Linked DNA regions of Homo sapiens: regions 1 and 3 are each linked to region 2. Evidence: read pairs that join two places in POLR2A ChIA-PET (ENCODE). Cell type or tissue: CD4-positive, alpha-beta T cell. All regions are shown on one strand.

Region 1 (4,000 bases), 280 kb before region 2:
TGGTTCAATCTCAGCTCACTACAACCTCTGCCTCCTGGGCTCAAGTGATCCTCCCACCACAGCCTCCTGAGTAGCTGGGACTACAGGCATGCACTACCATGCCTGGCTAATTTTTTGTTTTTTTGGTAGAGACGTGATTTCACCTTGTTGTCCAGGCTGGCCTCAAACTCCTGGGCTCAAGTGATCCGCCCACCTCAACCTCCCAAAGTACTGGGGTTACAGGTGTGGGCCGCCACACTTGGCCTCATAATGCTTCCTTGATGTCAAAGTCTTTCTCCTATTTTTTGAAATCCTTTTAAATTTAATTATCAGGTATTTCCACAAAAAGTGATAAACTAATCGCAGTGTAAATGTTTCTAAGTGGGAGACCCTAGGGAGGTTCATTTTTGGTTTAATTTGTTGCTTCAAGATTATATAATACCTTAGAATTGATATAAGGCAGACTATTTAAACCTCACACTTAAAAATAATTACGCCAGCCAGGCACGATCGCTCACACCTGTAATCCCAGGACTTTGGGAGGCCAAGGTGAGTGGATCACCGGAGATCAGGAGTTCGAGACCAGCTTGGCCAACATGGTGAAACGCCGTCTCTACTAAAAAATACAGAAATTAACTGGGAGTGGTTATTCGCGTCTGTTAATCTCAGCTACTCGGGAGGCTGAGGTAGGAAAATCACTTGAATCCAGGAGGCGGAGGATGCAGTGAGCCAAGATCGCACCATTGCACCCCAGCCTGGGCGACAGAGCAAGACTCAGTCTCAAAAAAAAAAAAAAAAATTATGCCTCGGCCAAGTGCAGTGGCTCATGCCTGTTATCCCACGACTTTGGGAGGCCAAGGTGGGTGGATCACCTGAGGTCGGGAGTTCAAGACCAGCCTGCCCAACATGGGGAAACCCCGTCTCTACTAAAAATGCAAAAATTAGCTGGGCGTGGTGGCATAAGCCTGTAATTGTAGCTACTCAGGAGGCTGAGGCAGGAGAATTGCTTGAACCTGGGAGGCAGAGATTGCAGTGAGCCAAGTTTGTGCCACTGCCCTCCAGCCTGGGCAACAGAGTGAGACTGTCTCAAAAAATAATAGTTATTATTATGCCTTATCCGTGGCTTGTGAAATGGTTTTATACTGCCCTTTATGTATAATTATTCCTCTTGTCCATCTTCACTATTGTTCTCATAGATCAATGGGTCTTAAATCTGTCTGCACATTAGAATCAGCTGGGGAGCTTTTAACAATTACCAGTGCCCAGACCTCTCCCCAGAACAAACCAGAATCTCTAGGGGTGAGGCCAGGCATCAATATTTTTAAAAGCTTCCCCGGGGACTCTAATGTACCTCCAAGGGCGAGAGCCACTGTCAAAGCTGCTCAAGGAGTGCTATCCCAGCAGAGACGTCACCAGAGCTATAGGTGCTGACCACCAGCCAGTTAATGGAACTCCCACCTGGGGTGGAGCTCCACACAGTTACAAAGATGATAGAAAAATCTCTTTAGGGAGCTGACAATCTTATGTGGAAAATATAATTATTAGAGTAAATACAGTAAACTCAAGTGACAGGCATGCTGACACAGATGTTAGTTTATTTACTGAGTGATAAATAATTTGGGGAAAATGACCTTAGAACCCCCCACCTGCTTTCTTGACATATGGGTCCCTTGCAAAACTGGGTCTTTGGGCCCTAGCATTACTGTAGCCTTTATATTCTGTTGCTACCACAAATTAGAGAACATTTTTTTCAATGTAAAGTTTATGTACTTTTGAATAGGCAATGTATTTATATGATTCAAAATTGAAAATATGTAAAAGAAGCTGGGTGCAGTGGCTTATGCCGGTAATCCCAGCACTTTGGGAGGCTGAGGCGGGTGGATCATCTAAGGTCAGGAATTCGAAACCAGCCTGGCCAACATGGCAAAACCCCATCTCTACTAAAAATACAAATTTAGCCAGGCATGGTGGTGCACACCTGTAATCCTAGCTACTTGGGAGGTTGAGGCAAGAGAATTGCTTGAACCTGGGAGGTGGAGGTTGCGGTGAGCCGAGATTGTGCCATTGCACTCCAATCTGAGTGACGAGCAAAACTCCGTCTCTAAAAAAACAAACAAACAAAAAAACAAAAATTAGCTGGGCATGGTGACACACACCTGTAATCCCTGCTACTCGGGAGACTGAGGCAGGAGAATAGCTTGAACCCAGGAGGCAGAGGTTGCAGTAAGCCGAGATTGTGCCATTGCACTCCAGCCTGGGTGACAAGGGAAACTGCGTCTCAAAAAAAAAAAAAAAAAAAAAAGTATATATATATATATGTAAAAGAGTATACAGGAAAAAGACTCCCCAATGTTCTTTCCTTTTCTTTCTTTTTTTTTTTAAGATGGAGTCTTGCTCTGTCACCCAGGCTGTAGTGCAGTGGTGCAGCCTCAGCTCCTGCAACCTCTGCCTCCTGGGTTCAGGCGATCCTCCTGCCTCAGCCTTCTGAATAGCTGGGATTACAGACGCCTGCCACCATGCCCGGCTGATTTTTGTATTTTTAGTAGAGATGGGGTTTCGCCATGTTGGCCAGGCTGGTCTCGAACGCCTGACCTCAAGTGATCTGCCTGCCTCAGCCTCCCAAAGTGCTGGGATTATAGATGTGAACCACTGCACCCAGCCCTCAATCTTCACTTCTAACAAAAAGCTTTCTCTCTGGAGGGAAGTTAAGTTCTAGTTATATTCTCTACTTCTATAAGCAATTATGTGTTGGTAGGTTTGTGTATATGTGTATGGATATTCATTTATTATATTTTTTCTCTTTTTTATATAAGTGGGAGCATACCTTACACACTGTTCTTCACCTTGCTTTTTCATTATGATTGTTCCATTTTGGTACATAAAGACCTTTTCATTCTTTTTTATAGCTGCATAATATTCCATTGTATAGATGAATTCCAAAATTTTATTTTATTTTAGAGATGGGGTCTTGCTCTATTGCTTAGTCTGAAGTGTAGTGGCACAATGCTAGCTCACTGCAGCCGCAAACTTTTGGGATCAAGGGATCTTCTTGCCTCAGCTTCCCAAGTAGCCTGGCTAACTTTTATCTTTATTTTTTTTACTTTTTTTTGAGGCGGAGTCTCGCTCTGTCACCCAGGCTGGAACGCCGTGGCACAGTCTTGACTCACTGCAAGCTCCACCTCCCGGGTTCATGCCATTCTCCTTCCTCAGCCTCCCGAGTAGCTGGGACTACAGGCGCCTGCCACAATGCCTGGCTAATTTTTTGTATTTTTTGTAGAGACGGGGTTTCACTGTGTTAGCCAAGATGGTTTCGATCTCCTGACCTTGTGATCCGCCCACCTCAGCCTCCCAAAGTGCTGGGATTACAGGCGTGAGCCACCGCACTCAGCCTTTATTTTTATTTGTTTATTTATTTTTATTTTTATCTTTTTTTGGTAGAGACACAGTCTGGCTATGTTGCCCAGGCCAGTCTTGAACTCCTGGCCTCCAGTGAACCTGCTACCTCAGCCTGTCAAAGTGCTGGGATTACAGGCATGAGCCACTGTGCCTGGCCTAAACTATCCAGAATTTTAAATCTGTCCCATGTCATTGAACATTTTTCTCACCCTGTTGCCCAAGCTGGAGTGCAGAGATGTGATCACAGCTCACTGCAACCTCTACCTTTTGAACTCAAGCGCTCCTCTGGCCTTAGCCTCCCAAGTAGCTGGGACTGCAGGCATGTGCTACCATGCCTGGCTAATTTTGTTGTTGTTGTTGGTAGAGATGGGTTCTCCCTGTGTTGACCAGGCTGGTCGTAAACCCCTGTCCTCAAGCAGTCCTCAGTCCTCCTACCTTGGCCTCCTAAAGTGCTGGGATTATAAGTGTGAGCCACTGTGCCCAGCTTGTTTCCATCTTTTGGTGTTAGAAACAGTATTAAATGAGAAACCCTGACCTCGTATTCACAGATGACGTCAATCTACCTAATAGCATTTTGCATCCATCCTGCAGGCTGGCTGCTGGCTCTACCAGGTTCTGTGCTGGC
Region 2 (4,000 bases):
GCAGTGGCGCAATATTGGCTCACTGCAACCTCCACCTCCTGGGTTCAAGCAATTCTCCTGCCCCAGCCTCCCAAGCAGCTGGCACTATAGGCCCGTGCCACCACGCCCAGCTAATTTTTGTATTTTCAACAGAGATGAGGTTTCGCCATGTTGGCTAGGCTGGTCTCAAACTCCTGACCTCAAGTGATCCGCCTGCCTCGGCCTCCCCAGGTGCTGGAATTACAGGTGTGAGCCACTGTGCCAATACTACAGTCTTCTAAGAAGTTTGTGGTCACAAATTTGGCAAATTTGGGGAGACCATTTATCAATAAATGTCCCCTGAATGGCTGGTCCATGTCCAAGTTGCTGAGGCTGTCCAGAGGAACTGGCAGCCAGGATCCAGAGGTCAGGGGCAGCAAGGGCCTTGAAGACCCCGCCTTCCATCCTCAGGAGATGCAGCCGAAGGGCTACTTCCACCTCCCAGTACAAGGAACCTCAAAGGAGACCCTCACCAGCACGCAGGTAAATGGAAGGAAAAAACAAAAGCACCTGATTGAGGAGCAAAGCAAAGAGTGCCCCAAAACGAGAACAGCAGGGACTGTTTTGGAGGCTGTAGCAGCTTTAGAGCCAATTCTCGGTCAGATCCCAGGAGACAGCCATCAACGACTTAACCTAATGAAGCACAGGATAAGCACCACCTCAGACCAGCACAGCTGAATACAACCTTCTTGGCATGCAGAGAAAAGAAACGTCAAAATAAGGCACGGAGCCTGGGGGGATGGGTGCTGCTTGCCTCTGGGAGGGAGAGGAGAAAGACGAAAGATAAAGCCCCTCTCCACCCACTTACACACAGCCTGAGGACGTGTCCCAAAGCTCATTCTAAAGGCATGAAGCCACAGCCTACTGCTCCAATGGACCGATGCTTTATGAACCTCTGAGCATTTTCGGGGGATAGCCTCTCATTTAGTATGCGCAGGAGTCCCAGGACCAGCTGAACAAGGTCAGCCAGGCGGAAGTGAAGATGCTTTAACGCCATGCCAGGTCTGATGACTTCAAGCCCAGAGCTCCTTCCACAGCCCCCACTGCCTTCCCAAAGCACTCTTCCACTAACTGGGGTACAACCATCAAAACATTCGCTGTGCCCCAGATCCCTGCCAGCCTAGCAACCCAGAACACTCCCTGCCTCCTGGGTGGGGGGCAGCACCCAAACCAGGCAGAAGGAGCTGGGGCGGAGGGGTGGGGGTGGGCGCAGGTGGCCAGTTACCGAAAGCCCCTCCCTCCCCAACAACTCAAAAGCAGCGAGGCCTGTCCTTGACCTGTCTGAGAATGGGCCGCTTCACCACCCTGCTTGGTTAACTGAAGTCACCCGCACTGCAACACCCTGGTATCAGCCTCTGGCACAGACCCCTCAGTGCTACCCTAGGGACTCAGGCCCTTTCCACTCCGCAGCACCAAACCCTCGGGCAGCCCCTCCCTTCCTGCAGGACATCCAACTTTGACTTTATATCCATCTGAAATCTCAGCTCTGGTACCTCTTGATGCCGCCCAGAGTTTGTAGCCAGAAACCCAGAAGGCAAGAGCTAACACACTTCTTCAAACCAAGAGCATAACTTTGGCTTTCAATGAAGTCCTAGAGAAATAAACTGTCAGTCTTCTCTGGACAAAGATCGAGGCTGCACCCTAACAGCCTCTTCCTGTAGGAGACAGCTCAAAGAAACAAAAAAAAAAAAAAAAAAAAAAAAAAAAAAAAAAAAAGAAAGAAAAAATAAAGAAACGGCCTCTAAGAGGAGGAAGCTGGGCCCTGAGGCACGGGGAGAGGGTGCGGCAGGGGAGTTGGGGTGAAGGGTCCCTTCAGATCCACCACCTGCTACCTCAGGAGGGAGCCCCACTGTGTTTTGAGTCGGAGTGGGCAGGGGGAAATCCAGTATCTTGCTGTACCTATCTACACTAAGGCATGAAGTAACGTCTAGAAAAACAGTTCTCGGCTGGTTGTGGTGGCTCACACCTATAATCCCAGCACTTTGGGAGACTGAGGCTGGATGATCGCTTCAGTCCAGGGGTTGGAGCCTGGGCAACAGAGTGAGACCTCATCTCTATTTTATGAAAAAAGTTCAAACCACCTGTGTGGGGAAGACCAGGTCTCTCCACATTCTAGCTAGCTTCCCGCCTCTGGCGGCTTTTTTTTTTTGAGACGGAGTTTTGCTCTTATTGCCCAGACTGGAGTACAATGGCGTGATCTTGGCTCACCGCAACCTCCACTTCCCAGGTTCAAGCAATTTTCCTGCCTCGGTCTCCTGAGTAGCTGGGATTACAGGCATGCGCCACCATGCCTGGCTAATTTTGTATTTTTAGTCGAGATGGGGTTTAACCGTGTTGGCCAGGCTGGTCTCGAACTCCCAGCCTCAGGTGTTCCGCCCACCTCCGCCTCCCAAAGTGTTGGGATTACAGGTGTCAGCCACTGCGCCCAGGCTTTTTCCCCCTTTTTGAGACAGGATCTCACTCTGCTGCCCAGACTGGAATGCCGGTGGCGCAATCACAGTTGACTGTAGACTCGACCACCTGGGCTCAAATGATCCTACCTCAGGCCCCCGAGTAGCTAGGACCATAGGCATACGCCACCAGACCTGGCTAAATTTTTTTTTTTTTTTTTTTTTTCATAAAGACAGGGTCTTGCTATGTTCCCCAGGCTGGACTTGAACTCTCAGACTCCTGCCTCAGCCTCCCAAGTAGCTGGGACTACAGGTGTGCACTACTTTTGTTGTTTTTTTTGTTGTTGTAGAGATGATGTCTTGCTATGTTGCCCAGGCTGATCTCCAACTCCTGTTCTCAAATGATCCTCCCAACGTGGCCTCCCAAAGAGCTGAGATTGCAGATATGAGCCACCTTGCTCAGTCCTCAGACTTCTTTGCTTTTTATTTCACCTGATGCTGTTGTTGTTTTCAAATAGATGAGTTTAATCCATTTCACTTGGAGTTATGTTACTATCTTATTCAGTATTTTGTCTACTATTTTTTCTGTATTTTTTTTCTTTTCCTGACTTGGGTTGACATATTATCTCCACCCTCACCTTTTTTTTTTTTTTTTTTTTTTTTTTTTGAGACGGAGTCTCACCCTGTCACCCAGGCTGGAGTGCAGTGGCTTGATCTCGGCTCACTGCAAGCTCTGCCTCCCAGGTTTATGCCATTCTCCTGCCTCAGCCTCCCCCGTAGCTGGGACCACAGGTGCCCACCACCATGCCCGGCTAATTTTTTTTTGTATTTTTAGTAGAGACAGGGCTTCACCATGTTAGCCAGGATGGTCTTGATCTCCTGACCTCGTGATCTGCCTGCGTCGGCCTCCCAAAGTGCTGGGATTACAGGCGAGAGCCAACACGCCCGGCCAACCCTCACCACTTTTTTTCCCCCTCCTGGTCTGGAAATTATATTACTTTTTTTTTAGTGATTAATCTTATATTGTTAGCTTATGTACATTTTCTTGATGAAGTCTTCAGTTTTTCAGTAATGCCATTCTCTTAACAAGGCAGAAATTTGGTGTGGCTTAACAATAAAATTCTCTATTCTTATTCTTCCTTGGTAATGTGGTCAACAATTCTAGTTTTCTCTTAAAAAAAAAAATTAAAAGCCCATTTAGATCCTGTTTTTTTTTTTTTTTTTTGTCTCTGTGTTTTGCCGTCTGTAGCAGACACTGTTGGCTGTCTACCAGCGGCCACTCTCTTTTTCGCTTGCCAACAGAATCCTGATTTGTTTGGGCAGCTAAGGACCCAGTCCTGGCAGATGATGCAAGACTGGCCAAAGCCAACCAGCGCCAACCACAGCAAGCCTGTCCCTTTTTCACCAGGAATTGGTTTGAGGATGGACCAGCTCAGGTCAATGAGACCCAAGGGAGTATGTGTTAGGGCCATCTTGGAAAGATTTTCCTTTCCAAATAAGCAGCCGGGCGCAGTGGCTCACAACTGTAATCCCAGCGCTTTGGGAGACTGAGGCAGGCAGATCACCTGAGGTCAGGAGTTCGAGACCAGCCT
Region 3 (4,000 bases), 84 kb before region 2:
TTTTTCTTTTTTCTTTTTTTTTTTTTGACACTGAGTCTCGCTCTATCACCCAGGCTGGAGTACAGTGGCGCGATCTCGGCTCACTGCAACCTCTGCCTCGTGGGTTCAAGCGATTCTCCTGCCTCAGCCTCCCAAGGAGCTGGGACTACAGGCGCCCACCACCATGCCTGGCTAATTTTTGTATTTTTAGTAGAGTCAGGGTTTTACCATGTTGGCCAGGCTGGTCTCAAATTCCTGACCTCGAATGATCCACCCACCTCGGCCTCCCAAAGTTCTGGGATTGCAGGCATGAGCCACCGCGCCTGGCCTTGCCTGCTTCTTGAGCTGCTTCTTGCCACCTTCAAGGCAAGACTTGGTTCTTGCCACTCTTACCCCCTACCCTGCTACCAAAACCTACATCTTGTTTTTTTTAGGCATTTCAAGGTAGATTACACTTTTAAATCAAGTGGTTAAGGTAGGATCTCCTGAAGTAGATATCTGGGCAAAGACTTGAAGGAGAGAAGGGAGTTAGCATGTTATCTGGGGACAGTTGTCCCAAGCAGAGCACAGCCAAGGCAGAAGCCCTAAGACAAGAGCATGACTGGCATGTTCTCTGAGCAGTACTAGGGCCCTGTGGTGGAACGAAGTAAGGGAGAGAGAGTAGTAGGAAATGAGAGCTGAGGTGTAATGGGGAGCAGATCATGCAGGACCTGTATGCCATTATGAGGGTTTCAACTTGTACTCTGAATGAAACGAGGAATTATTGGAAGGTCTTTGGGCAGAGAAGTAATGTGAGCTGACTCACATTTTAAGAATCAGTAGGCCAACTGCAGTGACTCACACCTATAATCCCAGCACTTTGGGAGGCTGAGGCAAGAGGATCACTTGAGCCCAGGAGGTTGAGGCTGCAGTGAGCCAAGATTGTGCCACTGCACTCCAGCCTGGTCAACAGAGTGAGACCTAATCTCAAAAAAAAAAAAAAAAAAAAAAAAAAGAAGAAGATGTGGAGTGCTTCAAATCCCACCAGAAAATCTTATTTCTATAGTGCCCTGTTCTTGTGAAGCTAGCATATGTAACTCTGCTACATAATCCAAGGTCTCCTATAAATGAATTTTTAATACTCATTTTTTTAAACTTTGTTAACTAAAAGGTTGAGATTTAAGCTCCTAACTAGTTTGTTTCTTGCGCAGCCCACAGAACTTAATTGCCCAATCTCAGTCTGGTACTGGTAAAACAGCTGCCTTCGTGCTGGCCATGCTTAGCCAAGTAGAACCTGCAAACAAATACCCCCAGGTAAGGATTTATGAATTTAGGTTTTCTACTAATGCATAGATAGAAGGGGATTTCCATTTGATGGATTAAAAGACAAGCTATGGGCTGGGTGCAGTGGCTCATGCCTGTAATCCCAGCACTTTGGGAGGCCGAGGTGGGCGGATCACCTGAGGTCAGGAGTTCTAGACCAGCCTGGCCAACATGGTGAAACCCTGTCTCTACTAAAAATAAAAAATTAGCTGGGCCTGGTGGCATGTGCCTGTAATCCCAGCTACTTGGGAAACTGAGGCAAGAGAATCATTTGAACCCGGGAGGCGGAGGTTGCAGTGAGCTGAGATCGCACCATTGCACTCCAGCCTGGGCAAAAAGAACGAAACTCTGTCTCAAAAAAATAAAATAAAAGCCAAGCTATGCATTACTTTTTACACAAACTGAAACTCCTTAAATTGAGCACAAATAATACGGGATATCTTCCAATGGCAATAAAAATCCTGTTTCCTTTTTCCATGGTGTGCCAGTTCTGGGATGCTTCTTACAGGCTTGGCTCCTTTACTTGCAGGAAAACCTGTTTCATCAGCAACTGCCATCCATTAGAAAGTTCTGAGAGCTTTCTGAGTAAACGAAAAGAAAGCTAATGCCAATTGGAACTTTAGATCCTTGCTCATGGGTGGGTTTTTGTATTGCAGTGGCCAGTATCTGTTTTCAAGTGTCTTTACCCAGCCAGAGTTCTGACCCCTAAGAATTCTAGCTTATGACTCTGTAGCTTAAAGAATCAAATGGTGTACATTTTAATGTACATATTCTTTCCTTCAGCTTCAGCTGGAGGAGTGGCTAAGTACTAATGGTAATTCCCCTTTGCAAAAGAGCTATTGTCTTGAATTTGCACTCTGCATTCTTTTCCTGCCAGTGTCTATGTCTCTCCCCAACGTATGAGCTCGCCCTCCAAACAGGAAAAGTGATTGAACAAATGGGCAAATTTTACCCTGAACTGAAGCTAGCTTATGCTGTTCGAGGCAATAAATGTGAGTATGTGAATTTGGTCCTAAATCATCAACCTAATTCTTTTTATTTTGAAATATTTCAAAACCCACCCAATAGTTGAAATAATACAATAAACACATGTATGTTCTCCAGCTAGATTCAAAAACTTAACATTTTGCCATATTTGCTTTACATAAATGTATACATTTTTGTCAAACCATTTGAAAGTAAACTGCAGACATGCACCTCATGAGGACATTCTTTGCCATACCTATGGATACCCTTTTATCACAACCAGGAAAATTAACAGATTTCCTAGAATAACTAATACCAGTCCATTTTTATTCCTCCCCAGCTGTTCCCAAAGTCTTCCTTTATAGCTGTTTGGTTTTTCGACCAAGATCAAGTTAGCGTTTATACGTTGCGTTTGGTTGTTGTACTTGTTTCTTTCAATCTAGAATTGTACCCCTACCTTTTTCTCTCCCTATTATATTTAACATTTTGCACAGACCAGACTAGTTGCTTTTCAAATATTCTACATTCTGGCCGGGCGCGGTGGCTCACGCCTGTAATCCCAGCCCTTTGGGAGGCCGAGGCGGGCAGCAGATCACGAGATCAGGAGATTGAGACCATCCTAGCTATCATGGTGAAACCCCGTATCTAATAAAAATACAAAAAAATTAGCCAGGCGTGGTGGCGGGCACCTGTAGTCCCAGCTACTTGCGAGGCTGAGGCAGGAGAATGGTGTGAACCTGGGAGGCAGAGCTAGCAGTGAGCTGAAATAGCGCCACTGCACTCGAGCCTGGGCGACAGAGCGAGACTCCGTCTCAAAACAAGCAAACAAACAAAAAACAAACAAACAAAAATTCTACATTCTAGATTTGTTTATTTTTATTTATTTATTTTAGAAACAGAGTCTTGCTCTGTCACTCAGGCTGGAGTACAGTGGCATGATCTTGGCTCACTGCAACCTCTGCCCTCCGGGTTCAAGTGATTCTCCTGCCTCAGACTCCCAAGTAGCTGGGATTACAGGTGCCTGCCACCATGGCTGGCTAATTTTGTATTTTTAGTACAGATGGGGTTTCACCACGTTGGCCAGGCTGGTCTCAAACTCTTGACCTCAGGTTATCCATCTGCCTCGGCCTCCCAAAGTGCTGAGATTATAGGTGTGAGCCACTGTGCCCAGACTTCTTTCTTTTTTTTTTGAGAGAGAGTCTCGCCCTGTCGCCCAGGCTGGAGAGCAGTGGCACAGTCTTGGCTCACTGCAAGCTCTGCCTCTGGGGTTCACACCATTCTCCTGCCTCAGCCTCCTGAGTAGCTGGGACTACAGGCGCCCACCACTACGCCCAGCTAATTTTTTGTATTTTTAGTAGAGACGGGGTTTCACTGTGTTAGCCAGGATGGTCTCTATCTGCTGACCTCGTGATCCTCCCGCCTTGGCCTCCCAAAGTGCTGGGATTACAGGCGTGAGCCACTGCGCCTGGCCGCCTTCTTTTTTTTATTTTGAGACAGTTTCGCTAGGTCACCTAGGCTGGAGTTCTGACTCCAGGCACGAGCCACCGTGCCTGGCCACACCCAGCTAATTTTCTAAAAATTTTTTTTGTAGGCCAAACATGGTGGCTCATGCCTGTAATCCCAGCACTTTAGCAGGCCGAGGTGGGTGGATCACGAGGTCAGGAGATAGAGACCATCCTGGCCAACATGGTGAAACCCCATCTCTACTAAACATAGAAAAATTAGCCAGGTGTGGTGGCATGTGCCTGTCGTC

Evidence for each region. ChIA-PET counts read pairs that join two places held together with the same protein. Peaks named below come from ENCODE experiments on the same cell type or tissue, not always from the same donor. Only the 100,000 strongest peaks of a DNase experiment are listed, where the experiment ranks them.
Region 1: POLR2A ChIA-PET joins it to region 2 with 6 read pairs; 3 of 35 experiments call an interaction of 5 or more read pairs at or near these places.
Region 3: POLR2A ChIA-PET joins it to region 2 with 6 read pairs; 3 of 35 experiments call an interaction of 5 or more read pairs at or near these places.

What each region holds. Positions count from the first base shown.
Region 1 is chr16:70,123,294-70,127,293 of GRCh38, forward strand. PDPR (pyruvate dehydrogenase phosphatase regulatory subunit) reads left to right here. Exons shown (of 19, transcript NM_017990.5): 4 at 3,967-4,000. Among named protein-coding and RNA genes, the nearest start is that of PDPR, 11 kb to the left of the region's middle. In CD4-positive, alpha-beta T cell, no CTCF peak of the experiment used is centred here; no DNase peak of the experiment used is centred here.
Region 2 is chr16:70,407,194-70,411,193 of GRCh38, forward strand. The region is part of intron 1 of ST3GAL2 (ST3 beta-galactoside alpha-2,3-sialyltransferase 2); the gene reads right to left. Among named protein-coding and RNA genes, the nearest start is that of ST3GAL2, 30 kb to the right of the region's middle. In CD4-positive, alpha-beta T cell, no CTCF peak of the experiment used is centred here; a DNase peak (open chromatin) is centred at 1,848.
Region 3 is chr16:70,323,416-70,327,415 of GRCh38, forward strand. DDX19B (DEAD-box helicase 19B) reads left to right here. Exons shown (of 12, transcript NM_007242.7): 6 at 1,170-1,272; 7 at 2,159-2,273. The region is part of intron 3 of DDX19A-DT (DDX19A divergent transcript); the gene reads right to left. Among named protein-coding and RNA genes, the nearest start is that of DDX19A-DT, 21 kb to the right of the region's middle. In CD4-positive, alpha-beta T cell, no CTCF peak of the experiment used is centred here; no DNase peak of the experiment used is centred here.